2 separate regions of the Mus musculus genome follow, and region 2 is linked to region 1. A link is a loop called in an ENCODE intact Hi-C map of the cell type or tissue named here. Cell type or tissue: heart. All regions are shown on one strand. Each heading gives the region's core, and the rest is flanking DNA. Links, peaks and the distances in the headings are about the cores only.

What was found. Peaks named below come from ENCODE experiments on the same cell type or tissue, not always from the same donor. Only the 100,000 strongest peaks of a DNase experiment are listed, where the experiment ranks them.
Region 2: a loop joins it to region 1, with 5 times the contacts of the local background. A loop is called at or near these places in 4 of 42 quality-filtered maps.

What each region holds. Positions count from the first base shown.
Region 1 is chr19:14,219,595-14,236,133 of GRCm38, forward strand. No RefSeq gene overlaps it. Among named protein-coding and RNA genes, the nearest start is that of Gm31331, 130 kb to the left of the region's middle. In heart, for the core only: no CTCF peak of the experiment used is centred there; DNase peaks (open chromatin) are centred at 5,667 and 7,147.
Region 2 is chr19:14,157,483-14,174,021 of GRCm38, forward strand. No RefSeq gene overlaps it. Among named protein-coding and RNA genes, the nearest start is that of Gm31331, 69 kb to the left of the region's middle. In heart, for the core only: no CTCF peak of the experiment used is centred there; a DNase peak (open chromatin) is centred at 8,499; H3K27me3 peaks cover 2,435 bases.

The DNA of each region.
Region 1 (16,539 bases), core at 4,777-9,776:
TCAAATACTTACTTATCAACTAGTGTGACAATGGCAGGAAAGTAATGATGACAAACTCTCATGTACATTCTAACTCTAAGTTTCTAGACACAGAAACAAGTTTTTCAGTTAAGAATTTCCATCTTGTTCCTATCTGCATGTTTCCAAATTCTTCTTCTGAAACCCCTGCTCTTTGTCTGGAAGATACTGTGAACACTAATGCTGGCTGGCACAGCCTCTCAGACTCTGCTTGGTCTTCAGTGTGTTTTCTAGCCACTGGCTAATCTAGTTTAATTTTTACAAACTTATCCAGGGAAGGTACAGATTTTCTTATGATCATTTCACCTGAAGAGTAACTAAACTATGAAACATAGTACAAAAAGCATCAAGATATAGGTAGCTCCTTAACAATAAGGCCTTTCTACAGCTAAATTAGATCCTTCCTGTAGTCCTCTGTTAGGTGAGATTTCTTTTTCATACCATATTTAGGCAACTTGGGTCACCTTACTGGGTTTGTACTGAATGGCCTATTTATATTCCCAAGAGCATCAAATTATTTAATGAACTGGAGAAAAACAGCATGCTTAATGGAACCCTTTTACCTCAATGGGAAATACCTACAAAGCAGCTATCTGCATCTTAGCACTCATGATCTAACATCATTTTAGTAGGGAACAAAATTACAATCAGCCTTACAGTCAGCTTTCTAAAACCATTAGCCTTACCAAAACATTGACCTACCACCCTATATCATCAAACTCCTAGTTTACCCACCTGTCCACATCCAACCTTCAACACCTTCAAACCATCCCGCACAAACCCACATAGAAGAGTATTCAGCCACAGGGCAACACTGGCACAAATTCCCAACAGGGAAACAAAACAAAAACCCAAAATAAAACAAACAAAAAAGAACCATCTCTCTTAAAGTTCCTTTTCGCCTACTGCCTAATTCTCATTCCATCCACCATGGTCACATGACGCAGACCAAAGGAATGTAAGAGCATAGCATTCATCTTGCAACTATGGCACATAGCACTTCAATCTGCACTGTGCCCAACGTGTAATTATGAGGATTACCTTGCCAGTGTAAAGCTAAGCTTTCTTGCAGCTTTATCATTCATATAGAAAGCAATTCATCTGTCTTCTATTATGTTTGCTTTGGTTTCCTTTAGGTTCTGGGAATGTGGTCTTGTGTTTGTTTTCATGGCTGCCAATGTTTAAACCTTCCAAGTGGTTTTGGATTCCACATCTAAGCATCAAATAGCTAATGTTCAACACACACTATGTCCTCGGTTGAAACCACAGAAACTCCTCAAAAACTTGAAACCACAGTTTTTGTCATGAGAGTATTGTAAATCTGTGTTCAATGTCTTGTTTAAATTTTATTTCAACCTTTCTGTAAGTGGCTGCTCCTTTGGCAAATGGTTTCTGGGAATGTTTATATCAGAGGCACTTATGAAACTTGACTGCAGCCATTGCTGGGGATTTAAGGAGGCTAATCACTTCATTTCTGCTTCAGAGTCAATATTCTCGTGCTCACTAACTAGAGCACTAAGTGGAAAATATGCCTCTGCTTAAGGAGAAGAGAAAGGCGGTCTCAGGAGTGTAGTAGGAAGGATACTCTCCATGTCTTCTCCCTCTCTTTGGATTGATTCACATGAATAGAGAACTATCACAAGCATGGTTCTTCAAAAATGATAATTATTACATAATGTAAACAACAATAGTTGAAACTGCCAAAGTGCATGTGGAGGTGTGTATTGTAATAGTTTTCTCTCACCATATATTTATGAAGTTTTTGTTATGAAAACCAAAAAAAAATTATTAGTCAAAGGGAAGTTACTTATCCAAATCAGGTAAAACCAGTAAGGTTTAAATAAAGAAATGGTGTTTTCTACTTTCTACTTGGGAAGGAACATTAAATTTTAGTGGTTCATGATTTGATGTGTCAAAATGACTTGAAATTTAGCAATAACTATAGGCTACTTCATATAGATGTTAAGGAACATTTTGTGTTCATTTTAAAAACAAAATTGCCATTCTAGTTTTGTTAGCAAATAAAATGTTAACTGATATTGCGTTCTATTGGTTAGCACATGATGAACTTCCCTCGATTTAATCACTTAAAATCCATCTGTTCCATTTGAATGTGGATCTGTCAATCAGGAATTTGGACAGTGTATACTCCCTGACATGTGCTCTTAACTAGGATAGTGTCAGAGGCTGGAACCAGTCGGAGCATTCAGCAGGGTCACAAGCCTGTGACCCTGCTTCTTGCTTTTGGTAGGCTTTCTTTATGCTTGGGTTATGGTCTTGTCACACATCCAACTGGGTATATTCATAGAGTGGATGTTGTACATGGTATCTGATCTTCCAAGGAAAAGAGAGGATGCTCAGGAGTCATGAAGGCCAGGCCCAGCACTGATATAATAAGGTATCTTTGTAGTCTTTTGATCAAAGCAAACCATTGAGAAGTTTGGTCTGATGGTACAGGGCTACAATCTTAGGTATTTGGGAAGTTTTAGCAGAACCTCAAATTCATAGCCAGTGTAGCACCTTAGAAAAATCCTATTACAAAATGAAAAGATGTTAACACAGACACAGTAGAGCAAATTCACATTCCCTGCTGAAATGGACGAAGCAGTACATACAAAGAATCAAGAGGTTGTTGGTGGCCATTTTGGGACACTCCAACGTGTTTTTATTATCCCTGGCCTTAAAGTGCTTGGTTGTGGAAAATCTTATCTTAGATATTTAACCTCAAGTATCTTGAAAATTTCAATCATCCAGTGCCAATACAATCTCAATTTTGAAAGCAACCTAAATTGAAAAGGTTGTTGGGTAGTGAAATGACAAATGACTTTGACCGTAATATATTAGAATCATCAATTAAATAAAAACTACTAGTATAGTTCTATGGCTAATCTTACTTACCAACTTGACTACATCTGTAACCAACTAAAACCCAAGCAAGCCTGGAAGAATTTTCATGATTAAATCACTTAATATGGGAAAACCCACCTTATGACTGGGCCACACCTTCTTGTGGCAGCCCACATAAAATGACACAGAAAAGGGAAGCCTTTGATACTTCCCTGCTTGCCCTCACTCTCACTGGCAAATTTATCTATCTAGTTGCTGAGACATTCCTTTGCTGATATTAGAGCCTACTTCTTCTGGCTTCCAAGAGACTGAAGACTTGTTGTTCTCAATGAATTCCCTGGGACTTCCTCTCCCACTGAGGCCAGACAAGGTAGCCCAGCTAGAAGCACATACCCTGTGTACAAACAACAACTTGTGGAATGACCCACACACACACTCCAGTTGTTCAGGACATACAAGAAGACCAAGCTGCACATTTGCTACATAGGTGAGAGGAGGCCTAGCTTCAGCCCATGTGTGTAGTTCAGTTGGTGGTTCAGACTCTGAGAGCCCCAAGGGTCCAGATTATTTGACTCTGTTAGTATTCCTGTAGAGTTCCTATCCCCTGTAGGGCCCACAATCCTTCCTCTTATTCTTCCATAAGACTCCCCAATCTCCATCACTGTTTGATTGTGATGATCTGTATCTGTCTAAGTTGGTTGCTGATGGAGCCTCTCAGAAGACAACCTGCTTCTGTCTACAGGCATAAGAGAGTATCATTAACTGAAGAATGGATAAAGAAAATGTGGTACATCTACATAATGGAATACCACTCAGCTATTAAAAACAAAGACAACATGAGTTTTGCAAGTAAATAGATGGAACTTGAGAAATTTATCCCAAGTGAGGTAACCCAGACCCTAAAAGACATACATGGTATATACTCACTTATAAGTGGATATTAGCCATAAAATACAGATACCATGCTACACTCCACAGACCAAAGAAGCTAAACAAGAAGGAAGGCCCAAGCAAGAAAGCTTCAATTTCACTTAGAAGGGGGAGTAAAATAGTCATAAGAGGCAGATGGAGGATGGGAACTTCGAGGGAGTGGGTGGAGAGGGGAATGGGGTGTTTGGGATCAAGTGTGGAGAATGACAGGAGAGATGGATAGATGGCCATGAAATTGAATGGGAATCTGCAACTGACAGGGGTGAGAAGGTGGGGGACATCTATAGGATGAAACAGAGACTTGGGAAAAGGGAGACACCCAAGAATCAATGGGGATAGCCTAGCTTATAACATTGAGGATATGGAACCTGAAGAGGCTACTTCCTGTAGCCAGGCAGGAACTCCAGTGGAGCATTAGCGACACTAACCCACCCATAAAACATTCAATACAAAATTTATCCTGTCTACTAGAAATTCAGGCATGGGGAATAGAACAGAGACCGAGGGAATGACCAACCAATACCTGGCCCAACCTGATACCCATCCCATGGTCAAGTTCCAAAACCTCCAGCTTTTAAGCCTCTGGAGCTTTCTGTTAGACACACTTTTACATTTCTCTGTAAAGGGATGTAAAATTGCTAAAGGAATCAGGGACATCCATTTTGACTCCACTGGAAAGAGACTCTTGGGAGTGGGCATCTTGTCCTCAGGACATCTTGGGAGTTTCTTCTCTTTGCTGATTTTACTTTCCATCGTTCACTATAATCATTTATAACCAGAAGTTCAACCTTACGATGAGCCTTGAACATTCTCTAGACACCCATCAGACCTGTATAACTATCTTAACAGGGTACCACAATGATTTAGAATGCATGAGACAGTCCACAAGATGCCTTATATGGGCCTAGAATCACAGAGAGGACATGGTATAAATCAGCACCTCTCAAACCATATACCCACTCACACACCCACACACATAAACATACATTCTCAGATATGTTCAAACCATACTGTAGATATTCCATGTGTTTGTAATGTTATACTATCATTTTCATCTTTACTTTTTAATCAAGAAAAACCAATAAATTCACTTAATTGAAAGCAAAATTATTGGCAATTTTTTTCTTTCTATAGAAATTTTGAGCAAAATTCTAGATTTACACCTTCATTTACAGGGGAATGCCGGGGCCAAAAAATGGGAATGGGTGGGTAGGGAAGTGGGGGGGGGGGTATGGGGGACTTTTGGAATAGCATTCTAAATGTAATTGAGGAAAATACATAATAATAAAAAATATTAAAAATAAAAAAAGAGAAAAAAAGGCAATGTATGTAATGATCATATAAGCATGTTCCTAATACACTTAGTCTATAGCTGATGCTAGAAACATCAATGAGGCTGAGTGACCAGTATAATATAGACCTGCATGATGAGGGCATTGTGAACATGGCCTCAAGTGCACAGCTTCACGCTAACCAAGGATAAACTATGTAATGCCGTGGCTACCTATCCGGTAACTACCTCTTTTAACTTATTGCCCTCACCTTCTTTCCTTCCAAAATGTCCTTCTTTCTTATTTATTTATCAAAGGAAAGAAACAGAAGGAATGGAACTCAAATAAACAGGTGTCCTCTGAATTTCCCCTGGAGTTATCCCACTCGAGCTCCCTGATAGCATGAGGAAGCACGGCAAACTTCTGTCCTTGTGTGGCACAGTCTCATTTTAGTATCACCTGTTTCTATTTGGAATGAAGGGGAACCCAAAAATAAATGAACTGGCTCAGAAGCCCATGATGAAAATAGCATTGAAAGACTGACTCCGTCTGCAGCTGGCCCTCACCACAGACTGTGCCGGGTCTCCACCTCCCTCCTCCACTTCCCCTTCTATGCCAGGGCAGCTTATTCACACTGCCAGTGAATACTTAACACGGAATTCTTCAAGTACCACTGCAGAGCATCCAGCAAACACAGCTCTAAACTTAGCCTCACATATGTAGCCAGAGACACAGATAAATATAGAGACCTAGAAATACATACAGAATGCCAGAGAAACATGCTCTCGGCCAGAAACATATTGTGAATATGCAAATACCTCAGTGTCTGGTACTGAAGCTTTGCCCTTTAGCACTTACCTCGCTCTGTCTTTCTCTCATTTTCTCTCAGTACCATATCCCCCTCCACCAGTCTCTACCCATCTGTTTATTTTTTTTCCAATCTCCTCATTTAAAAAAAAAATATGGTATCACCTCTTAAAAATAAGAAAAAATATGGTGCTACAATTCCCACTGCCAGGTGTAACATATGATTCTGCTTCTGGGAGCTGGGAAACAAAATGTATAAAGGGGGATGGGTGTGTTCAAACTTTCTTACAAAGGTTACCAGAAATGGATTCTTAACCATTTTGTCTGCACTGTGTTCATTCCTTATTAGATTTCAGGTTTGCTTTGTAGTTTAAAGAAATTGTATAATCCAGACCTTGTCATCAACTGGTTTAATTTATTTCCCCGAAATGAGAGGCCTGGCAGAGGCAAGCAAGCCTGGCAGGGGCAGGCCTGCCTCTCAGATGTCTGGATCAGCGAGCTTAGCTATGGAAACAAGTGTTAAAGTGCCACGGACGACAAGTTCCATGGGTGCTTTTCACATCACATTCTATATGGATGACATCATTCTGTATACTGACCAGCACAACTGCATCCTTCTGTTTGATCTACATCACAGAGATGTGCCTCCATGAACCAGAAATTGGCACTGTTACAAATTATCTATTCTAGCAAGAAAATGAGACTTAATTAAGTCAATTAGCCAATAAATGAAACAAACATAAGAGGGAAAGAAGAAAGTCAGGACAAATTTCTTTTCCAGGAGCTAAATTCCTTGTCTAAAAGGGAAACTATTGGCATTCTAAGTATTCTAAGAAAAGATCTTGCTATATCTATATTTTATATTCCTGTTTGCAGCACTAAAGATATAGTGGCATGAGCATCATTATTAGAAGTAGCTATTTTCAATAAGTTGCTAGAAAATGGTCATCATTAATCTGACCTACTGAGAAAGATAACAGAATAAAGGAATGGGTAGTTCTGGAGTACATACCCTTTGCCAGCCTAGCGACCAGACATGAGTTATTGTATTTCATTTCATCTTTACAAACAGCACTGCAGGGGAGGTATAATCCTTGTTTTATGAGAAAGGAAACTGAGACTCTGAGAGGTTAAGTAATATGCTCAAGGCCTCAAGGTTATAAGTGCAACAGCCAGAATTCAATCTGAGCTTTGTCTACAAAGCCCATGTTCTTTCCACTGAATCAACCTAGACAGCAAGTTCAGGGCATGTAAGGCCAAATTGGCAAACCCTGGTCCTGGCAAGCTTCCCCTTAGCTTAGCTGGTTTAAAAGGACAAGGTATCATATCTCCAGTTGGGTCACAATAATTAGATGTGCTCCCCTGGCCTTCAAGTGATGTTGGCCTGGCTCCAGCTCCTATATCAGCATTACTCAATTGAAATCTTATCTGACCCTTGATGAGTTATTAAATCAAAGTCAAATTTAAACTGATGTTCAGAAACTCTACACTTGAAAAACAGGAACAGAAAATCAAAAGACCTCTATTTGTTCTCTTTGTAAATACTTGCTTTTTAATGTAATTATTGATCTTAAAACAAAGAGAAAGAAATAGATCAGAGATATCCCTAAATCACAAGTGGATAAAAGAGAAAACGGTTTATACTTATGTTCCCAAACAGGTCTGGTAGCTACAAGGGCTGATGACTTTATGGCCATTTACATGTGCAAAGTGTCAAGCAGTAATAAACTGGGTGAGCACAGATGCCACCCAAATAATCCCAGGAGTACGCAAGAAGGGGGCGTCAAATAAAACAATGAACATGACTTTGAGAATGGACATTATAAACAGGTCTTCAAACGAGCAGTAACTGGACAGCTATATTGAAGTTTGCCACCCTACTGTGGCCATACAAAAGTTTGCAGAAATATATATGAAGAACTTAAATCGACATTACCAGTGATATTCGGCTTTCAGTTTCCATCAGAATAAATTTCAAATCAATCCTGAAAGGTCACAGCCACAGTCCAAGCAATGCAGATCCACTTCAAGGTTCCAGTTGCACCTTTCCAGTAACCTCTGTCTTCTACTTCCATGGAGCAGGGATGGCTCTCAGGAGACTAGCCAGCAAAATCAAACTATCAGAAAACAAAATGCATCTTACATCTCTAAATGGGGATCTGCCTTCAGTTTTTTATTTTAGTGGCTGATTTGATTGATTGGAAGTTGGGGAAACAGAATAAGCACAGGGGCTGTATGAGAGAGGAAAGGTGATAATCTCATTATAGATAGAGATGTATAGAGATGTATAGATGTATAGAGTAGCAGTTCTCATCCTGTGGGCCTTTGGGGTCAAATGGCCCTTTCACAGGGGTCATGTATCAGATATTTATATTATGGTTTATAATAGTGGCAAATTTATAGTTATGAAGTAGCAACAAAATAATTTTATGCTTGGGGTTCACCACAACATGAGGAACTATATTAAAGGGTCACAGCATTAGGAAGGTTAAGAACCACTTGTTCAGAAGGGCTGCTACCACTGTCTGAAAATTCACAGTTTATTTTGTAAAATAAGATCTCAGTGGCTGAGAGAAGGAACACTGTGCAGCACCCAGGGCACCTGACACAGCAGAAAATACTCCCTGAGACCCAAAAGGGGGAATATTCTACATATTCCTTACACATTTGCAGCAGGATTATTCTAGTTTGAGTCTTGAAGGCTTAGTCCCCAGTCTCCAGCGCTGTTGAGAGGTAATGGGAACATTAAGAGGTGGGGCCTGTTGGGAATGAGCTAAATCACTGAAGGCTCAGCTTTGAAGGATAAAGTGAGACACCCTGCTCTTTCCTGCTTTTTTGCCTCTACACTGTGCCCAGTTGAACAGATCCTCTGCAAAAGTCCGCCACCATAATATACTACCCACCACAGTGGAATCAACTGACCATGGATTGAAATCTCTGAAATAATTATGAGTTGTGATAAGCCCATCCCCAGCCGTCGTGTATCTCAGATGTTCTGACAAAGTGACAGAAAGCTGGCTAACATGGCCATAGATTGGTCTTATTCCACTGTCTAAACTGAGTGTGTTAACAGGGACTGATGTCAAGGTTTTAATCAGACAATTCTTAGTTCTTGCAGGACCCACAATTTGCTTAAGAATATGAGGGTTGGCCCTTCCGCTCGACTCGAGCCCCGAGCTACCTTGCCAGCAGAGTCTTGCCCAACACCCGCAAGGGCCCACACGGGACTCCCCACGGGACCCTAAGACCTCTGGTGAGTGGAACACAGCGCCTGCCCCAATCCAATCACGCGGAACTTGAGACTGCTGTACATAGGGAAGCAGGCTACCCGGGCCTGATCTGGGGCACAAGTCCCTTTCGCTCGACTCGAGCCCCGGGCTACCTTGCCAGCAGAGTCTTGCCCAACACCCGCAAGGGCCCACACGGGACTCCCCACGGGACCCTAAGACCTCTGGTGAGTGGAACACAGCGCCTGCCCCAACCCAATCGCGCGGAACTTGAAACTGCGGTACATAGGGAAGCAGGCTACCCGGGCTTGATCTGGGGCACAAACCCCTTCCACTCCACTCGAGCCCCGGGCTACCTTGCCAGCTGAGTCGCCTGACACCCGCAAGGGCCCACACAGGATTCCACACGTGATCCTAAGACCTCTAGTGAGTGGAACACAACTTCTGCCAGGAGTCTGGTTCGAACACCAGATATCTGGGTACCTGCCTTGCAAGAAGAGAGCTTGCCTGCAAAGAATACTCTGCCCACTGAAACTAAGGAGAGTGCTACCCTCCAGGTCTGCTCATAGAGGCTAACAGAGTCACCTGAAGAACAAGCTCTTAACAGTGACAACTAAAACAGCTAGCTTCAGAGATTACCAGATGGCGAAAGGCAAACGTAAGAATCCTACTAACAGAAATCAAGACCACTCACCATCATCAGAACGCAGCACTCCCACCCCACCTAGTCCTGGGCACCCCAACACAACCGAAAATCTAGACCCAGATTTAAAAACATTTCTCATGATGATGATAGAGGATATCAAGAAGGACTTTCATAAGTCACTTAAAGAATTACAGGAGAGCACTGCTAAAGAGTTACAGGCCCTTAAAGAAAAGCAGGAAAACACAGCCAAACAGGTAGAAATCATTAAAGAAAAACAGGAAAACACATCCAAACAGGTGATGGAAATGAACAAAACCATACTAGAACTAAAAGGGGAAGTAGACACAATAAAGAAAACCCAAAGCGAGGCAACGCTGGAGATAGAAACCCTAGGAAAGAGATCTGGAACCATAGATGCGAGCATCAGCAACAGAATACAAGAAATGGAAGAGAGAATCTCAGGTGCAGAAGATTCCATAGAGAACATCGACACAACAGTCAAAGAAAATACAAAATGCAAAAGGATCCTAACTCAAAACATCCAGGTAATCCAGGACACAATGAGAAGACCAAACCTACGGATAATAGGAATTGATGAGAATGAAGATTTTCAACTTAAAGGGCCAGCTAATATCTTCAACAAAATAATAGAAGAAAACTTCCCAAACATAAAAAAAGAGATGCCCATGATCATACAAGAAGCCTACAGAACTCCAAATAGACTGGACCAGAAAAGAAATTCCTCCCGACACATAATAATCAGAACAACAAATGCACTAAATAAAGATAGAATATTAAAAGCAGTAAGGGAGAAAGGTCAAGTAACATATAAAGGAAGGCCTATCAGAATTACACCAGACTTTTCACCAGAGACTATGAAAGCCAGAAGAGCCTGGACAGATGTTATACAGACACTAAGAGAACACAAATGCCAGCCCAGGCTACTATACCCGGCCAAACTCTCAATTACCATAGATGGAGAAACCAAAGTATTCCACGACAAAAACAAATTCACACAATATCTTTCCACGAATCCAGCCCTTCAAAGGATAATAACAGAAAAGAAGCAATACAAGGACGGAAATCACGCCCTAGAACAACCAAGAAAGTAATCATTCAACAAACCAAAAAGAAGACAGCCACAAGAACAGAATGCCAACTCTAACAACAAAAATAAAAGGGAGCAACAATTACTTCTCCTTAATATCTCTTAATATCAATGGACTCAATTCCCCAATAAAAAGACATAGACTAACAGACTGGCTACACAAACAGGACCCAACATTCTGCTGCTTACAGGAAACCCATCTCAGGGAAAAGGACAGACACTACCTCAGAGTGAAAGGCTGGAAAACAATTTTCCAAGCAAATGGACTGAAGAAACAAGCTGGAGTAGCCATTTTAATATCGGATAAAATCGACTTCCAACCCAAAGTTATCAAAAAAGACAAGGAGGGACACTTCATACTCATCAAAGGTAAAATCCTCCAAGAGGAACTCTCAATTCTGAATATCTACGCACCAAATGCAAGGGCAGCCACATTCATTAGAGACACTTTAGTAAAGCTCAAAGCATACATTGCACCTCACACAATAATAGTGGGAGACTTCAACACACCACTTTCTTCAAAGGACAGATCGTGGAAACAGAAACTAAACAGGGACACAGTGAAACTAACAGAAGTTATGAAACAAATGGACAGCAAACCAGTAGCCAACATCAAAGTAAATGGAGAGAAGCTGGAAGCAATCCCACTAAAATCAGGGACTAGACAAGGCTGCCCACTTTCTCCCTACCTTTTCAACATAGTACTTGAAGTATTAGCCAGAGCAATTCGACAACAAAAGGAGATCAAGGGGATACAAATTGGAAAAGAGGAAGTCAAAATATCACTTTTTGCAGATGATATGATAGTATATATAAGTGACCCTAAAAATTCTACCAGAGAACTCCTAAACCTGATAAACAGCTTCGGTGAAGTAGCTGGATATAAAATAAACTCAAACAAGTCAATGGCCTTTCTCTATACAAAGAATAAACAGGCTGAGAAAGAAATTAGGGAAACAACACCCTTCTCAATAGTCACAAATAATATAAAATATCTTGGCGTGACTCTAACTAAGGAAGTGAAAGATCTGTATGATAAAAACTTCAAATCTCTGAAGAAAGAAATTAAGGAAGATCTCAGAAGATGGAAAGATCTCCCATGCTCATGGATTGGCAGGATCAACATTGTAAAAATGGCTATCTTGCCAAAAGCAATCTACAGATTCAATGCAATCCCCATCAAAATTCCAACTCAATTCTTCAATGAATTGGAAGGAGCAATTTGCAAATTTGTCTGGAATAACAAAAAACCTAGGATAGCAAAAAGTCTTCTCAAGGATAAAAGAACTTCTGGCGGAATCACCATGCCAGACCTAAAGCTTTACTACAGAGCAATTGTGGTAAAACCTGCATGGTACTGGTATAGAGACAGACAAGTAGACCAATGGAATAGAATTGAAGACCCAGAAATGAACCAACACACCTATGGTCACTTGATCTTCGACAAGGGAGCTAAAACCATCCAGTGGAAGAAAGACAGCATTTTCAACAATTGGTGCTGGCACAACTGGTTGTTATCGTGTAGAAGAATGCGAATCGATCCATACTTATCTCCTTGTACTAAGGTCAAATCTAAGTGGATCAAGGAACTTCACATAAAACCAGAGACACTGAAACTTATAGAGGAGAAAGTGGGGAAAAGCCTTGAAGATATGGGCACAGGGGAAAAATTCCTGAACAGAACAGTAATGGCTTGTGCTGTAAGATCGAGAATTGACAAATGGGACCTAATGAAACTCCAAAGTTTCTGCAAGGCAAAAGACACCGTCAATAAGACAAAAAGACCACCAACAGATTGGGAAAGGATCTTTACCTATCCTAAATCAGATAGGGGACTAATATCCAACATATATAAAGAACTCAAGAAGGTGGACTTCAGAAAATCAAATAACCCCATTAAAAAATGGGGCTCAGAACTGAACAAAGAATTCTCACCTGAGGAATACCGAATGGCAGAGAAGCACTTGAAAAAAGGTTCAACATCCTTAATCATCAGGGAAATGCAAATCAAAACAACCCTGAGATTCCACCTCACACCAGTCAGAATGGCTAGGATCAAAAATTCAGGTGACAGCAGATGCTGGCGTGGATGTGGAGAAAGAGGAACACTCCTCCATTGTTGGTGGGAATGCAGGCTTGTACAACCACTCTGGAAATCAGTCTGGCGGTTCCTCAGAAAACTGGACATAGTACTACCGGAGGATCCAGCAATACCTCTCCTGGGCATATATCCAGAAGATGCCCCAACAGGTAAGAAGGACACATGCTCCACTATGTTCATAGCAGCCTTATTTATAATAGCCAGAAGCTGGAAAGAACCTAGATGCCCCTCAACAGAGGAATGGATACAGAAAATGTGGTACATCTACACAATGGAGTACTACTCAGCTATTAAAAAGAATGAATTTATGAAATTCCTAGCCAAATGGATGGACCTGGAGGGCATCATCCTGAGTGAGGTAACACATTCACAAAGAAACTCACACAATATGTATTCACTGATAAGTGGATATTAGCCCCAAACCTAGGATACCCAAGATATAAGATATAATTTGCTAAACACATGAAACTCAAGAAGAATGAAGACTGAAGTGTGGACACTATGCCCCTCCTTAGATTTGGGAACAAAACACCCATGGAAGGAGTTACAGAGACAAAGTTTGGAGCTGAGATGAAAGGATGGACCATGTAGAGACTGCCATATCCAGGGATCCACCCCATAATCAGCATCCAAACGCTGACACCATTGCATACGCTAGCAAGATTTTATCGAAAGGACCCAGATGTAGCTGTCTCTTGTGAGACTATGCCGGGGCCTAGCAAACACAGAAGTGGATGCTCACAGTCAGCTAATGGATGGATCATAGGGCTCCCAATGGAGGAGCTAGAGAAAGTAGCCAAGGAGCTAAAGGGATCTGCAACCCTATAGGTGGAACAACATTATGAACTAACCAGTACCCCGGAGCTCTTGACTCTAGCTGCATATATATCAAAAGATGGCCTAGTCGGCCATCACTGGGAAGAGAGGCCCATTGGACTTGCAAACTTTATATGCCCCAGTACAGGGGAACACCAGGGCCAAAAAGGGGGAGTGGGTGGGCAGGGGAGTGGGGGTGGGTGGATATTGGGGACTTTTGGTATAGCATTGGAAATGTAAATGAGTTAAATACCTAATAAAAAATGGAAAAAAAAAACAAGTATAATGGAAAAAAAAAAAAAGAATATGAGGGTTGTCCTTTCTGCCTTGGATGAACTATGGTCATCCTGAGCCTTTCTTTGAGTGTTGAGTTGGTCCAAGGTATAAATGGGTAGTGATCCTCAAACTCTACCACCTAAATCATCAGAACTCTATAGGCAAGGTACCCTTTGGATAACATGTGTATGAGTCATCAATGAGAAATATATATACCATCCCTCTACATACAACTCCCTTTTCTTTCTTTATCTCAGCTCTGAAATCACTTTTTTGCACTAATTAGAAAACAGCTAGCTATCTCTGAGGGGGATGGAAAAAATAAAGGTTCATTTGAGCTTCAGCAGGCTGTATCTATAGGCACCCATTCATTCAATATTAATAAAATAACTATTATTAATTGAATACTTCATTGCACACTCCATGTAGTCAACACTGGAATGCAAATGTTTACAGAACCATTGAGCGGATACAAGTAGTTAGGTGCACAGTACAATGATAGAGACATGCACAGAATATTCTGCGTATAAAAGGAAACATCATGCAGTTAACATCTGAAGTTAAGGAGAAATGATTGAAAGTGTCACAGGTTTTCTAGTGGATGTCACATCTGAATCATAATTAGGCAGTCTATTAAGGGTTGTTATAGCATGAACTACCTTCAGAATTCAGTTCCTAAATTGAGAATAAGAAAAAGCGTTTCAAAGAATGTATGTATTATGTATATGTATGTATGCATGCATGTATGTATGAATGTATGTAATCACATAATTATGATTATGTATAATCTCAAGCTCTCCAGCAAAGTCAGATTTATAGGAAACTTCACACTCGTACACATGTGCGTGCACACTGGGTAAAGCAGCATATGACTAGACTTGCTGCAATCTACTCAATTCAAATAGAGCACAAGGAAGGTGAGATTCCACCTTTTCCAGTGTTCTTTCCACTGAATGTTCAATGAGGTTAAACTAGACAAGGCAACGTGGGTCTTTACCTGACAAAAGTCAGCCTCAGGATATGGTAGATGAGCATCATCCAGGAAGTTCTCTTGAGTCTAGAATTTAGTTCTTTGATTTGTAACTTCAAGTCTTTCTCCCTTTACCTCTCATTACATTTGTCTCTGGCACAAAACAAATCAATAGATCTCTTCAGATCATACCTCAAATAGAACTAGTGAGACCAGAGGTCAGAGTCGGGTTCACTTTTAAGTAGCCATTATCAGATGAAATTTTGTCTGAGTAAAACTTTCCTCCTTTCGTTAATAATAATTGCTTTTGCATAAAGCATGGACTAGATGCATAAAACAACTGGAAGAGACACAATTCAAATTTTGGGTAACTAGGAAGAATGCAAAGACTCTCTGAAGTTCTCATTATGCTGTGTATTTTCCAAAGGCTTTGGTGACTGGTGAGGTTGCCGGAAGTACTGATGGCACCTTTCATTGTCATTATTTATCCCCATGATTCTCTATATGGCTTTGCCCATGCAGCAGACACTCCAAGTCCATAAACACAAGCCATTCAATATAAATTGTAGGTGTCCATATATCAGTGAGAGATGAACAGGGGCTATATAAACGCTCCTACAGAACACTAGATGACAACAATCCTATTTGGTATCTGACAATCAGTTGGTGGCCAGAGTAAAATTTCATTTGATCTTCTGATACATGTAATTAGCATATGTACAAAAAATGTATTTTTCCATAAAAAATATATATATGATAACCTTAGCAGTGTTTAAATGTATATATGCCTCCTTTGCCACCATTAATGATAATGTGTTCTGGCCTGATTTTTTTTTTTTTTTTTTTTTATTATAATCAACAATTTCCTTTATTTCTACATGCATAACCACACATACATAATTACTGCATACACGTACACACAAAGGGTTAGATATACTACATTGGATAGTGATATATAAGTGTAAACAAAAATAAAAGAATTTCTATAAACTATAATTGGATGGGAAAAGATAGACTATTGAATAAATAATAGAAGAAAAATAATGGAGTACATTTATGACTTTGATTAAGTACAAATATTCTCCATATTTCTCATCCCTGAATTTGAGCAAACAAATGCTAAAACATGTCTATGAAGCTATATATTTACATCTGGCCTGATTTTAATTGACTGAAGACATGAGAGCAAAGGTGAAGATGACTTTTGTCTTAGGGTTTCACTGCTATGAACAGACACCATGATCAAGGAACTCTTATAAGGACAACATTTATTTGGGGCTGGCTTACAGGTTCAGAGGTTCAGTCATTATCATCAAGGTGGAAACATAGCAGCGTCCAGGCCAGCATGGTACAGGAGGAGCTGAGAGTTCTACATCTTCATCGGAAGGCTTCTAGCAGAATACTGACTTCCAGGCAGCTAGGATAATGGTCTTGAAGCACAAACCCATGGTGACACACCTACTCCAACAAGACCACACCTACTCCAACAGGGTCACATCTTCTAATAGTGCTTCTCCATGGG
Region 2 (16,539 bases), core at 6,610-11,609, 60 kb before region 1:
TTTAATGAACACTCCAGGACCAGACTTGATCAGGGAGGCTCCTGAGAGTTCCAGAATGAAACAGGTTAGGGACATTGTTAGTGGCTCTTCAACATTACTAGATAGACCATATCACTCAAGACACCACACTATTGGGTTGAAAGATATAGGAAAATCAATATTGAACTAACCAGAAAACTTGCTCCTTGCTTGCTAGCTTTCATAATGCCAGAAGGTAATTTCAGGCTGTTGGCAGAGAAAAAGTAGTTACAGTCTTACTCAGTGAAGGACTGGGTGTGCTGCAATACCAACTTTTTATGCCAGATGTGCACAGCAATATAATAGTGGCATGTCTGTTATCAGGTTAATAAACTGTTTTGATATTATATTTGAGGCCTGCTACAGTAGAGGGTATCCTCATCTGATACTTTAAATCTGATCAAAAGTGCATAACTGGAAAGTCAAATGCCCAAAGGAGGATCCCACTACTGTCATTGTGCTAAATGATTCTTTTGCCACCCTGCCTTTTAAAATGTCAATATTTATAACCATAGATCTGTGCAGTTTTCAACCTTTCAGGGAAGCTTCTTTATTGCAGTGTGCTGTGGTCACTGCAGGGACTACTAACTGGTCAACGTTCTGTGAGCAAGGGACTGTGAATGCTCAGCCTGAGTTGAGCAGCTATACCATTTCTCCCATTAAGGATCATACAACAGCATGGAAGAACAGGCAAAAAGAATGTAAGAGCCAGAGGATGCTAAGGACATTTTGTCTTCTGGATGATGTGCTATTCTGTCTTCTGGAGAGGCCATGACTCTTGTAATCATGACCTCACAGTCACTGTGGTTCCCTGTATAAAACCCAAATAAAATCACGTCAGTGAAAATTCAAGCATAGCCTGAAGAGGGGCTCATGTGGCTCTCCCCCTAGATATAGAGCTACTGACAGCTAGCGATTGAGCTATTGGCAGCAGATGGCTGCTGAGGGAGTAGGAGTCATTTTGGGCTATATGGACACTTCTAGGTTATCTATAGCACCAAAGCAATATGAATATTGCCAGCAATATTTGGACTTGGTATGACACACTCACATTCATGCACATGCATACAAGTACATATACACACATATATACACATACACACATTCTTACACACACACACACACACAGGGCAGACAAACACACACAGAAAAGAACATGAGATTTTGAAGAGGATGTGTTGGGATTTGAAAGTAGTGGGAAAGAGTAAATGAGGAAAGGATGCGATGAAACTACATTCTATACACATCTTAAATTAGTAAGTTAGAAAAGCATTTTAAATTCATTAATTGAAATTAGAATAATCAGAATTCCCTTCATAACATAGCTGAATTTCACTTCCATTTAAAAATAATAAAGTAAGAATGATTTTAATGCATAACCAGTAACACACACACACACACACACACACACACACACACACACACACGTACACACACACAAGAGAGAGAAAGAGAGAGAGTCCTGGGAAGCATTTTATCCACATAAGTTCATAAAGCATATAGCTGGTACATATTAAAAATTCAAGAACAAAAATTGATGTTTTTAACCTCAAAGAAAAACCATAAACTTCTTTGGTGGATGGAAACGACCATTATTCCAGTATTTCTTTCTCTCTCCCTTTCAGTGGCTCACTATGCGAAATGGAGGCTGCTCACAAAATTCCAAATATGTCCAGCCCAAGAACTATTGACTAAGTTGGAGCTAGAGAGGGTGAAGCACTTATAAATGGGTCACCCACTCCCCGTGATCATCTTGCACTCATCACGCCTAAAATTGGACCATATAAAGGATATGATTTCTGATTCCTCCAACAGTTTATGTGAATTCAGACTTATAGCCTCCAGTTTTGGCCATTCTACAAAATACCCAAGACTTAAGATACTAACAAATTTTACAAAGCTCAGGAAGCTTATGAAACTTACATAACTCACAGTGCTGCTCAGCAAAGGTAATTAGGGAAGAGCAGACTGCCTGGTAGAGTAGACTGACAGGAATGCTCCAGGGATGCACATTTTGAGGATCATCACATATGCTGGGAAGGGCTTGAAAAGACTACTGCTGACATTCAGTTGTTTATGCTCCTGTATGTAGCCCTAATAAACATATTGATTCACCAGCAAAAATTGTGTAAGAAAATAAGGATAAGAGAGCAGTAAGTGTCCTGAGCATGACCACAATAAAAAAGATATAAAGTTGCTGGATGCCTTCTGAAGAATTCTGATGTGTTCTTGAATTCGGTTGGCTAGAAAATATCATCCTGACTGAGGTAACTCAATCACAAAAGAACAGACATGGTTTGTAGTCACTGATAAGTGGATATTAGCCCAAAAGTGCCAAACAATTCACAGACCACATGAAGCTCAAGACAAAGGAAGACCACAGTGTGGGTGCTTCAGTCCTTCTTAGAAGAACAAAATACTCACAGGAGCAAATATGAAGATAAAGTGTAGAGCAGAGACTGAAGGATAGGCCATCCAGAGACTGTCCCACTTGGGGATTCATTCCATATACAGTTACCAAACCCAGACACTATTGTGCATGCCAAGAAGTGAATACTGAAAGGAGCCTGATAGATATGGCTGTCTCATGAGAGGCCCTGCTAGATAGAGCCTTGCAAATACAGAGGCAGATAGTCACAGCCAACCATTGGACTGAGTACAGAGTCCCTAATAGAGGAGTTAGAGAAGGTACTGAAGGAATTGAAGGGGTTTGCAACCCCATAGGAAGAACAACAATATCAACCAACAGGAACCCCCTGGGTTCCCAGGGACTAAGCCATCAACAAAGGAGTACACATGGCTCCAGCTGCATATGTAGCAGAGGATGGCCTTGTCATGTTTCAATGGGAAGAGAGGCCCTTGATCCTGTGAAGGCTTGATATCTGTAGTGTAGGAGAATTGAGACAGGGAGGAGGGAGTGGGTGGGTGGGTGGAGAAAAGACCCCCTCATAGAAGCAGGGGGAGGAAGGATGGGATAGGGGACTTCTAGGAGGGGAGGGGGAACTGGGAAAGGGGATAACATTTGAAATGTAAATAAAGAAAATATCCAATAATAAAGAAAAAAAAGAATTCTGATTGGACATAAACAAGCCAGAACTCCAGCTACATAATCTGAGACCCTTAAATCAACAAAAATACTTCTAAATTTTAAACTTGAAAACCTGTTTTTGTCATTATTTTTATCAACTTCTAATTTGAAGGACCCAATTCACAAGGATATCCACTCTTCACCTTACCTCTGACAGCAGAGTTCTAAACAATCCCCCAGATTGGCAGATGATGGGCTGGTTCCATTACATACACCCTGTTAAAGGGCAGTACAAGCTTTCTCTCGGGGAATGCTATTAAGGGATACAATTTTAAATCCTGTTCTTTATTTTGGTTCTGGCTCCTGTTACAGGCAGGTTGTTTCCCCCATACCTCTTTGAGAGCTTACCAAACACTTGAGCACCAGGAAACCTCAATTCTCCTCTCAAAATAAACTAGAAGTGTTTCTTTTCATGTAACTTTTTAGACAAAGAGAATACTTGTTTAGCATGACTTTCAGATTCTCTAATAAAAAGATTTTAGGTAAATTAGTTGGTAAATTACTGCTATTATGTATATAAAGGCTGCTAAAAATAACCAGTTTGAAGGAAAAAATTTTCATGTATATATTTTTTCTTCTTCAAATATTTCATAAACTTGGCCTAGAATAGATGTCTATTTCCTTTAAATTGTAACAGAATTAAAATACCAAGAATGACTAATGTATCCATAAGCCTTTAATAACATGAAATTTACATAAACTAGGCTTTCCAAGTACTTAAAATGATAAACATCCAAAGATAATCTGAGCCACAGCTGTCCTGTTTCTCCTATGAATCTTGGTCCATGAGTAAGCACTATCCAATGCCAAGCTACAAATGGCTTTCTTTTTACTCTTAAATATGTTTGTTGAGCAAATGTGCCCCTCCCTCCATCAGCTAGTGGAGGGCCCGTGCTCAGCTCAGTTGCCACTAGAGCGGGAGGAGTTATTTAAACACGAGAAATAGAGCACTTGCAAATGACAAATCTTTGTCCATGTTTTCAAGCATGGAGGCAAACATTGGCAGCAAACACCAGCAGCAATGAAAAGAATCACTTGGAATTTACTTTATTTTCCTCTTATTTAGAATCAGTAAGGCAGCGATTGGTGCAGTCACACAGACACAGCTACAGCAAGTCCCTGCCTCTGGCTGGCAAATGCAGCCCATCTGCCCCTCTGAAAGTTCACAGAGGCTATTCTATACTGCCCACCATCAACAGAGAAAGAGACAGACAGACAGACAGACAGACAGAGAGGCACAGAGAAAGAGACAGGCATATACACACATACAGAGAGAGGGGAGAGACTGGTATGCACTTTTTCTTCTCAAAACATCACAAGCCTAATGCTGCCTCTTCAGACACACACACACACACACACACACACACACACACACACACGCGCGCGCGCGCGCACACACACACACACACACTCAAGGGGGGGGAAGTGTGTGAGGAATGGACTTCTTTATATTTTCTATCAATGCTATCTAATTCAGAGATTTGAGAAAATTCATCTATTTCCAAAGAGCAGAATTTGTTTGTTTTATTTCTAGCAATGGCATATGTTTTATTTACTGAGTAAAACCACAAATTGCATGTTACATAACACTCTCATGTCATACTGAAAAGTAATATTCAACCCTCTGTTAATCGCTCCTTGGAATTATTAAAGGTTGCCTCATATTTGAACAACACTTTATACCTTATGGAAACCATTTCATATGCAGTCTATTCTATCTCTAGTAACAATGCAATCTAGTCTATCTCTCCTAACAGGCCCCTACAGGAGGGATAAAGACAAATACCCAATTATCTACCTTGAAAACTCAGCTCTGGTGTTTATCCACTCCAGCAAACTACCTTTCTTGCAGACCCATTTGGTCCTTGTTTCCTGTAAACACTCTACAGCTGCTTCATATGAGAAAGAAAACTTAGAGCAGATTATGGTGGTTTAATGCATGGATTTATGTGCAAGAACATATAAACTACAAAAATAATGGCTTTGTGTTTTAGCACAACAGAAATGCACATTAGAAGCCATGATGCCTGGAAATGTCATTAATAGCTCCTTAAAATACTGTCAAGTCCTTGAGTGATCAACAACCTCTACCTTCAGTTTGTTTTCTTTAAAATAAGCAATGTGGTGTGGGTCTGAATGGCTGTTTCAGAAGACTGAAAGCTGTCCTGGAGAAGGCTGTGCAGGGTCAATTGGATCATGTGTGATCAGTGAACATGTGTGACTATTTGTACTTTAGTGCTTTTCCTATAGCGTATGTTTTGCTTTCCTTACCTTGCTTTGCCCTGCAGAGAAGGGGTCCTTTAATGAAATGGAGATCTGTCCTGCCCCTCTGCAGCTGCTTTTCCATTCGGTGTGCAGTCAACTGTGTATTTAATACAAACATTGCTTCAGGATTTCCTGAGCAGATAAGGAGCTGGTGTTCGGGTGCAGAGCAGAGAGAACCTGCATGCAGGTAGCCCAGCGAATTTAGCTTGGTGAATAATTACCATGATGAGTATAATTAAAAATTATCTTGTGCCAGTGGAGAATTGTACTAATTGGTAATCTCTTCTCTTAAAAGTCCTAATATTTTATTTCTGCTTATTGCTAACTATCAAGTGGAATCCTAATGGAAACGTGGGTGACTGGTATTGTAATAATTATTACTGTAATCACATTCAGCAGCTAACCTCTAATTAAAATAAATCAGATGATGTAGAGAATTGGCTATGCAGAGTTGTGTTTCTAATAATATATCTTATTGGGCAAAATTATTTTCTCCTACAGAAAGCCTTTGAAGATCAGATTAAAAACTATATGGCTATATTGCATTTCCAAGGAGATGTTTTCTATGGCAATATGTAGGTTAATTGTATATTCATCAGGTGATGGAGTTTTAGGATAAACATGTGTTAGCATGTAATAAGTGCCACCATTTTAAAAGAATTATAATGTTCTTCTTTTGCAATTATGTACAGGTCAGCTTCCAATGTTCAGCGGGTAATGAATATATGTATGCAAACCTGGACTTTCTTGCTGAGCTCTTAAAAGCAATCAGAGAAATATATCCATATGGTATTCAAAACACTGAGTTGTATGACTAGGGAATGATCATTTTTTCCTTTATATTTCTGAGAATTTTCAAAAATAATACTCATAATAAGTACCTATTTTACATGCATGTATTGAGTATATATGTGTTTACATATATGTACATATGTATGTATTAATGTATATAAGTAGATATGATCCCAAATATCTATTCGAATTATATTTGATGATGAATGATTATCACACATTATCAAGTAAAGAAAAGAAGATAAAATAATCTCCTAAAATGACAAATTTGAGTGAAAATTTGTACTATTGTCTGATTTTGCATCACCCTAATGCCTAGCCCAGTTTCATTCATTTGGTCAGAAAGCCTTTTCTGGAAATGGGTAGCTGGGAAACATTTAATCATGTAGTCCATTGCACTTATACAATTCTATTCTTCTAAAGCATTGGTGACAATATATAAAAGAGAGAGAGAGAGAGAGAGAGAGAGAGAGAGAGAGTGTGTGTGTGTGTGTGTGTGTGTGTGTGTGTGTGTGTGTTTGCTCATTAAAACAAATGTTAGGCTATACACAACCAATAGTCCAACCTCTGATATATTAAAATCTGGTTGTGAGCATTTCATATATAGCAAACATTATTATGACTTTCAGTACAACGTCAGTAAGAAATAATACTGCCCCACCTTCCATTCTAAATGATTACATAATACACTTATAGTGCTAGGCTAAGAGACGCGATGGGGAATTAGTTTAATTTTCCTTGACTTGGTTAGGTTCAGAGTTTAAAGGGTTAGACTTATATAAGTGGCAATTATTGTGAGTTAATGTGTGAATTATCAAAGTACATAGTACATAGAAAGTGTGAGTAGGAGTTAAGGAATGAATACAAGCTGTTGAGTAGTGTTTTATCAAGATGGCATCATTTCAGGCAAAGAGCTGTGAAACATTAGGGCATGGCTATGAGCAGTTAATGTCTAGGAAGAACATTGATACATAACTAAAAGTTAATGAACAGTTATTTTGGACTAGAGTGTGGGGCGCCAGCTTCTACATTAAAGACTAGGTTTTGTCAGTGATCTCTGATGTAAAAAATTTGGAGCTTTGCAGAGCATTAGAAAGCATCGGATGCCATGATGGCATCTGATAAGAGGAGTGAGTGTGGGGACAATACAGAAAATTGGCTAAGGAAGGACTGCTTTACAGGACAAGTCAAGACTACAGCTCTGATTGAGATAAAACATTTTAAGGTAGAATGAAGATCAGAGTTAGCTTGCTGTTCAGAGTTAGAGAGAATGAAAGCTTCAAGAGGATTCTTCTAAACCTTATAATCTAAAGTGTTGAAATATCTTGGCCTGAAAGAACTCATCTTAGTGAGTGAGGTTACTGCCCAGGTTTCTATATACAGATTATTGAAAACTAACTGAAGTAATTGTCCCTGGAATGAATAAAGGCAATGAGACTGAGGATGGATTCAGTTTTATCTGTAGTATTTTGTTTTTTCTTATTTTAAAATAATTTGAATAAAATGTCAAAATTGTTAGATCTGCATAGGTTTATCTCAGATTTCTTGCAGGCAAGGAATAAATTTTTGAAGTAGTTACATTTCGAGAACACACCAGTTTATTTCAAGCCAACTTGCTGTCACATATTCTCTAAATTTGTGTTTCTTTGATTTGTGGCATTATATAGGCATATTTTAGTAAAGTATTGGCATATTTACTTAATGTACAACATTTTGAAATTATGCATTTTTATTCAATTTAAGGTTCCATATAATAAGAAACTTTTATGGTCAAATTTTGATCAGTAGTATTACTGTACAACAACACAATAAAAAAACAAAAAACACAAACAAGCAAACAAAAACAAGACCATGAATTAGAAAGAGAACAAGGAGGGGTATATGGGAGGATTTGGGTAGAGAAAAGGAAAGGTGTAAATATTGTAATTATATTATAATCTCAAAACAAAACAAAAACAAAAACAAACACAAAAAAAGGTTGTAATTTTACTCGATAATACAGACAAGGCTTTGAGGCCAATTAGGAATGATCTCACTCACTCATAGAGTGGAAAGATGTCTCTGTCCAAATTCTGGAGGACTATGTAAATTATGAGCACAGGCAAAATGGCCCATGTGAATACTAGTCAAAAGGCGAAGAAACTTCTCACCAAAACAATGCCATCTGGGAAAACAGAGCAAACCCTTAGGATGATTGAGTCCTGTCCATCTGTTCCCCCCTTTTGCCTGACATCTCATGGAGGCCGCTCTTTGTTTCTTCCCTTGGAGATCATGCAGGAATCAACTGCCAAGCATGCCTTACACCTCCATGCCATCTAATTATAGCCTGAGACACTCCAGAGTGCTGACAGTGCTGAGCTATTGACTCTTGACACTCTCTAAAGCTCTTAATTATCTTTTCACATAAGCCCCTTTCAGACCTGTCAACTTCTTTGTATTGTTTATGAAGAGAAAAAAAAAAGCATAGGAAGATTTCAGGACTGTGCAGTAGGAACAAGCTTGCAGTTACCTCTGAGAGCACCCCTGTCTGTGTTCACACATAAACAAGCAAGAGGCATGCAACACAGATGCAGGGACTATTTGGCAGTACGAGTTAGTAGACTTGGGTGAAGTGAAATAAAGATAAATTTTAATCAGCATGGCTTTGAAATCATTCTTAACCTTCGCTTCACTCAAATGTGTATTATACATATATGCACACTCAAGTGTATGGTACATTCATACGTACACACATTAAACCTGTAAACAATGACCAAAATAGCTGGTAGAATTTTATTCAAACCTCAGTTCTTAAACTTTTAAAAATGTATTTCCCATCATTATTGTATGTATATATATATATGATGTGCATGTGTGAGAATTTGTGTGGGGATCAAAGGACAACTTTGTGTAGTCATTTCACTCCTTCCACCTTTATCTGGGTTCCAGAAATTAAACAAGCCCATGAGGCTTGTACACTGAGCCATCTCACTGGCTGGCAAACCTCAGTTTTGAACTCATTATGTGATTAAGCAAGTTAAAGGAATTTTTTTCTTTGCTGATGTGAGTAGTTAAAAGTCAAGTTAAATGGACTTCCCACACCTTCTACCACGCCAGGCCTTTGATTCTAATTTCAGTCTTTTCCTCCTTTGTTCTTGTATGCATCTCCACCCTGTTGAAACACACAAGCAAATAGAATCAAATCTGATACCGAAATGAACAGCACAGATTGTTAAACCTTTCTTATTAAACAGTGAGGAGGCTCAGCAAATGTGCAGGAACACACATCCCAAATGCTAAGGCATAGAAGGAAAGTGAGAACAGGAAAGAAAAATCAGTCCATGATCAAAGCAACACTCAGCATTTAAAACTCAGGCTCACGCTCCTTTGAATTGTAGGATAGATTTAATTCAGATTGTGGTTTTAGTTTCATTTACCAGAGATGATGAAAAACAAAACAAAACAAAACAAAAAACCTAAAACAGAGCAAGAAGCCTTATCCAAATTAACAATGATAGTGATAAACCCAAGAATAAAATCCAGGTCCCTTTGATAGTCAAAGCCCTCTATACAATAACAGCACTAAATAAAGTGAAGCGTGCCATGTAGATGGAGCTCAGGACAGAGCTCAGTGTCTCACTGTGTCCTACTGAACATACCATCACTGTCCCAGGGCATCAGGTTTTAGTCAATAAGTTTAGCAGGGTGGCACATAGCTCATAAGCTTGCTGTGAAGTCCAAATGTGGAAATCCAAGCAAAGCATATACAACACTGAATATACAACACTGGCTTCTGCGATTTTGAGCCTTAACTGCTTTCACACAAATCTTACTGGGGAAAAAAAGTCATGGAAGTACACATGAAAGAAAATTTCGAAGTATAAAATGTTAAAAAGGCACAGAAATCATAGCAAAATGACCAAACTATGAAAGGTATCAAGTCTAATCTTATAATTGCATTAGCAATTGGTTCAGAATAAAGACAAGTCCCATCACCTTAATAATGACTAAAGTCACTCATATTACACTATAATAAGAATCAAAGGGCTGGATAGCTGAGAACCTGGATTCCATTCCCAGCACCCATATGGCTGCTCACAACCATGGAACTCCAGTCACTGGGATTCTAATGCCATATTCTGGCTTCTACGGATACTGTACAATATAACAAATACATACAGGCAAAATACTAATATATATAAAATAAAAATGAGGTTAAAAATCAAATCACCATCATTTTAAGAATGTGTGCAAAATTCTAAGGTTGTTGTAATTACTTCCTTATGAAAATTGCTTGTCATTTATAAAAAGGAGCAAGACATCAGGCACATTCTAGTACTGTTGAGTCCAATGGTCAACAGTTCCTAATTCCAGCACAAATCCTAGCTCAGATATGGCCCAGTGACTAAAAAACTTCAGGCACAATATAAAGTCTAGAAAGAATGGCCTACTGGACAAAATTATTCCACAAGGGCTATGGAAGAGCAGAAGGAAAAACTCAGATAAAGAGTCAAGGTACTGTTTGTTCAAGCTCCACTTGCAATACTATCCTCTCATAACCATCTTAACAATATATAAAGAACAGTGGAAAAAATAAAAGTTGTTCATTCTTGAAGTGAGTCCAGAGTCTTATGTACCTGTCTACCATTATTCTCCTTCCCAGATTCCTGTGATACCCATTGCTGCACTGCCTATGACATACAACCACTTCTTAACAACTCTCCAGCAATAGTACCTCCAACAAGTTACTTTTCATGATGCTGACTAAATTGGATTTATGGGGAGTGTGGTTGTCTTAATCAGGGTTTCTATTCCAGCACAAATATTATGATCAAGAAGCAAGTTGGGGAGGACAGGGTTTATTCAGCTTAAACTTCCATATCGCTGTCCATCACCTAAGGAAATCAGGACTGGAACTCAAGCAGGTCAGGAAGCAGGAGCTGATGCAGAGGCCATGGAGGGATGTTTCTTACTCACTTGCTTCCCCTGACTTGCTCAGCTTGCTTTCTTATAGAAGCCAAGACTACCAGCCCAGGGATGGCACCACCGACAGTGGACCCTCCCACTAATCACTAATTGAGAAAATGTTTTACAGCTGGATCTCATGGAGGCATTTCCTCAAGGGAGGCTCCTTTCTTTGTGATAACTTTAGCTTGTGTCAAGTTGACACACAAAACCAGCCAGTACAATGGTATAAAAAGTCTATGAGAATATAAATAATACATGGAATAATGGGAAGCCCAGTTGCATATAGTTAATGGTTCACACAGAGAAGTGGTAGATATTAGCCCTTCATCTTACTAGCAAAATTACATCTCAAATGTTTAGAAATTTTCCTTCTTTTTAAAAATGTATTTACTTCTATTTTATATGCATTGGTGTTTTGCCTGAATTTTCTGTGTAAGTATGCTGGATTCCCCCAGAACTGGAGTTATAGACACTTGTGAGCTGCCTTGTTGGTGCTGGAAATTAAACACAGATCCTTTGAAAGAGCGAATAGTGCTCTTAACTGCTGCAGAACCATCGCTCCAGCCCCTAGAATGTGTTTTCTCATGGAAACAAGATCACTAATAGTGTAAATGTTTTGAGATGAATCTAGGCATATCTGTCCCATTCACAATATAACTAACATATTGTGCAATGCTCTCAACATGGGGATGGTATAAAGAAAAAAGACATGTGGATAATGTGGTTTAATTCTACTTGTTGATAGAAGTTATTTTAAGGTAAGTCAAAACTTATTACGATGTACATATTAAACTTATGCAATTCACTTTATTACAGTGAAAATTTAATAGCAGTTTTTAATGAGGAAGAAACCTAAGAATAGTTAAGAGACCACTTGCTACTCCTGTCTGGAAAATCATATAAAAGAAATAATGTATGTTTTCATTCCATCTTATCAATGCCAAAAATCAACTAAATAAAAGTTATAGAGGTCTGATATTATCTTAATCAAAGCAGATTTTAAATTGTTATTTCCATCTAAAACTTTAATCTACACTCAATATATTTTCAAAAGAATTGGTCTTGTCCAGCATTTTAAAACTGAGTGTACATTTTTCAATGATGATCTTCTTTGCTTTGTTTACTAAGCCAGATTCATTTTTGTAGGACCATTAAAAAGCAAGAACATGCAAAAAGAAAAATCACACTTAACCTCATGTCTAGAAATCTCTGACAATCAACTTTTGAAAAATTTAAAGATGATATGACCCTATACATAAAATATCCTAAATACTTCACTATGAAACTTCTGCAGTTTAAAAACACTTTCAAGTTGTAGCAGGATACAAAATACACAAAACTATGTGCTCTTCCTATATACAAATGACAAGAAAACTGAGAAAGAAATGGGAGAAACAATAGACTCAGAATATATACATTTGATATATGCCATATTAAACTAAGATATATCATGTAAATGATTTATATTATATTAGGTATAACACATTGTATAACATATATACATATATGACATATAATATACTAGAGTTTTATATATATATATACATATATATATATTATATGCAAGTGAAAAATTGTTTAATAGAAACTTTAAGGTATTGAAAAAAGACAGAAATTGAAGAAGACACTGGAAGATGAAAATATCTCCTTTGGTCCTGGATTAGTGGAACTAATATTATAAAAGTAGCTATCTAGCCAAAGCAGTTTATAGATTCAATACAATCCCCAGATAAATTCCAACACAATTCCTCACAGAAATTGAAAATAAATCTTCAATTTCATATGGAAACACAACACACACACACACACACACACACACACACACACACATCTAAAAAAATCCTGAATAATAAAAGAACTACTTGAGAACTCTCTATTCTAGATTTCAAATGATATTGCAGAGCTACAGTAATAAAGACAGAATGGGACTGTTGTGAAGACATGCATTTTAAAGAATGAAATATAATTGAGGATAATTTCAAACTCTTAGGATACCTAATTTTTTAAACAAATAAATACCCACAAAAATACACACTAAAGAAAAGACAGAATCTTTGATCAATGATGCTAGTCATACCAGAGAGCTGCATGTTAAAGAAGGAAAGTAGATACATACTTATCACCAACTTTAAATGAATCAACTTTAAATGAATCAAGGACCTCAACATAAGTCCAGATATCCTGAATCTGACAGAAAAGAAAGTAGAGAATATGCTTGAATTCATTAGTATAAAAAGGGACTACTGAACAGGACACGGATAAAACAGGCACTAAAAACAATAATTAATAATAATTCATAGGGCCTCATGAACTAAACACTTTGGTATGGCAAAGGTATACCATTGTTCAAGCAGATAAGCAGCCTACAAAAATAGAAAAAAAAATACTAACTATGTATCAAATAGAAAGGTTAGGGAAGATATAAAGAACTAAAAAAAAAAAAGGACTGTCCATTGTCCTGTGGCACAGGTGGGCAGGCTGGCCTGCCACATGGCCTACTAACAGCAAGAACCACTACAATGTATGTATGTACAGTGTAAGTATGTGGTGAAGCGAAGGGTGAGAAAGAGAAGCAGGTTTGAGCATAATGAAGAGAGATGGAACTGGAGATGTGAGGGTGGAGAGGAACAGCCTGATGTAAGTAGCCTGTCCTGCCATCTGAGGCCATAGTGAAGTCCTGGTCCCTGATGCTGCTGGGAGCCATGTGTGGGTCTCTGGCCATGCAACAGAAGGGATCTGTGAAGATCTCTGTTGTTCATATGACCACCAAAGGAAGTCCTTAGTCTAGGCTGTGGCTTGGGACCATTATAGTGTCAAATGGTTGTGCAGAGCTAATCTCACCCCTCACTGGCTACAGCCCTGGGTAGCACAGTGGAACATTGGTGGCAGGACCTCAAATAATCTGGCCCCGAGGGCGTGAGAAAAAGACAGCTGACCCTGTCACTCATCTATGGTGTGGTGGAGTGTGCACGGGAGAAATACCCTTTCCTCCCTTGCTCTTCACCACCTGTGACAGGCAGAAGAGCTGGCCTAGCCCCTCACTAGCTGCAGCACTCTGGAGAGTGGGCCCTGTAACTCACCTGGACAATAGAACCAGCCCTGGAGTCAAGGGCATGGGTGAGCCAGCCAGACAGTATGAGAGTGGGAGAGCTATCCCTGTTCCTTACCAGGTGTGACATTGGGTGACCAAGCTGGGACAGTGCTAGAGGCTCACCAGAGCTGGCTAACTGATCAGCTCAGGTACCACCCAGATTCAAATCTAGAGGTTTGGATTGGCCCACCCCTACATCTACCCTATCTATGGAGTGTAAAACTGTGTGAATGGGGCCACTTCTGTGGATCCAAAGCTGCAGGATCTCCAGGACACAGGGCAACATCAGGATATCTGAGAGTCCAGGTAACGACCCAGTATTGATAATGTAGCAAAAGTCAGAGATCAAGCAAACCAATGACTCATTACAGTGAACATTTGCAACTAAACATATGTGGACAAAAGGGTGACACACTCCAGCTTCCATAACGAGATGATTTTGTTTTGTTTTGTTTTGTTTTTGCAGGGGAAGTTGCAAGGACAGAGAGTGGATGTTAAGGGACAGGGAGCTGAGTGGGATTGTGTTGCATAATGTGAAATCCACAAAGAATCAATAAAAAGTTGGATTTTTTAAAATATTTTTTATTACATATTTTCCTCAATTACATTTCCAATGCTATCCCAAAAGTCCCCCGTACCCTCCCCCCCACTTCCCTACCCACCCATTCCCATTTTTTTGGCCCTGGCGTTCCCCTGTACTGGGGCATATAAAGTTTTCGTGTCCAATGGGCCTCTCTTTGCAGTGATGGCCGACTAGGCCATCTTTTGACACATATGCAGCTAGAGTCAAGAGCTCTGGGGTACTGGTTAGTTCATAATGTTGTTCCACCTATAGGGTTGCAGATCCCTTTAGCTCCTTGGGTACTTTCTCTAGCTCCTCCATTGGGAGCCCTGTGATCCATCCATTAGCTGACTGTGAGCATCCACTTCTGTGTTTGCTAGGCCCCAGCATAGTCTCACAAGAGACAGCTACATCTGGGTCCTTTCGATAAAATCTTGCTAGTGTATGCAATGGTGTCAGCGTTTGGAAGCTGATTATGGGGTGGATCCCTGGATATGGCAGTCTCTACATGGTCCATCCTTTCGTCTCAGCTCCAAACTTTGTCTCTGTAACTCCTTCCATGGGTGTTTTGTTCCCAATTCTAAGGAGGGGCATAGTGTCCACACTTCAGTCTTCATTCTTCTTGAGTTTCATGTGTTTCACAAATTGTATCTTATATCTTGGGTATCCTAGGTTTTGGGCTAATATCCACTTATCAGTGAGTACATATTGTGTGAGTTCCTTTGTGAATCTGTTACCTCACTCAGGATGATGCCCTCCAGGTCCATCCATTTGGCTAGGAATTTCATAAATTCATTCTTTTTAATAGCTGAGTAGTACTCCATTGTGTAGATGTACCACATTTTCTGTATCCATTCCTCTGTTGAGGGGCATCTGGGTTCTGGAGAGATGGCTCAGCCGTTAAAGGCTAGGCTCACAACCAAAAATATAAAAGTTGGATTTTTTAAAGAACCTTTAGACAGGAACAACTCTGAGTTAAAAACTTTGAAGATGGGTGGGTGGACCCCTGCCTCAACTGGGGGTTTTGAGGTCAGGGACCAATACGGAAGAGTTAGAGGAAGGACTGAGGAGCTAAAGGGGATTGCAACCCCATGGGAAGAACAATGCCAACTATCCTGGACCCCTCAGAGCTCTCAGAGCCTAAGCCAAAAGGCAAGGAGCATACAGGGGCTGGTTCGCAGCCCCAGCACAAGTGTAGCAGAGGACTGCATTGTATGACCTCAATAGAAGAGGATGTGCTTAAGCCTGTGGAAACTTGATGCCCCAGGGAAGAGGGACGTTGGTGGAGGTAAGGTGGGTATGGTTGGGTAGTGGGGGAGCACCCTCTCAGAGGTGTGGGGGGGATGGTGAAGAACTCAGGGAGGGGGACTGGGAAAGGGACAACTTTTGGAATATAAATAAATAAAATATTTAATAAAAAGGAAAAAAAGAAACCTTAAAAATAAGTGAAAAAATTTAAAAATTGAGATACAGAACTAAGCAAAGTATTCTCAAAAGGTAAAACATAAATGGCTGGAAAACACTTTTTAAAATGTTCAACATCCTTAGCCATCAGGAAAGTGCAAATTACAACTACTTTGAGATTTTATCTTACTTCAGTCAGAATGACCAAGATCAATAAAACAAATTACAGAGCATGATGTGGGATATGGGGGAGGGGGAAGTTATCCAGTGCTGGTGGGGGTGAAAACTGATAAAACTACTGTGAAAATCAGTATAAAGATTTCTTTTCTAAAAAACTGATAATAGATATTTACCACAAGATCTAGCTATACC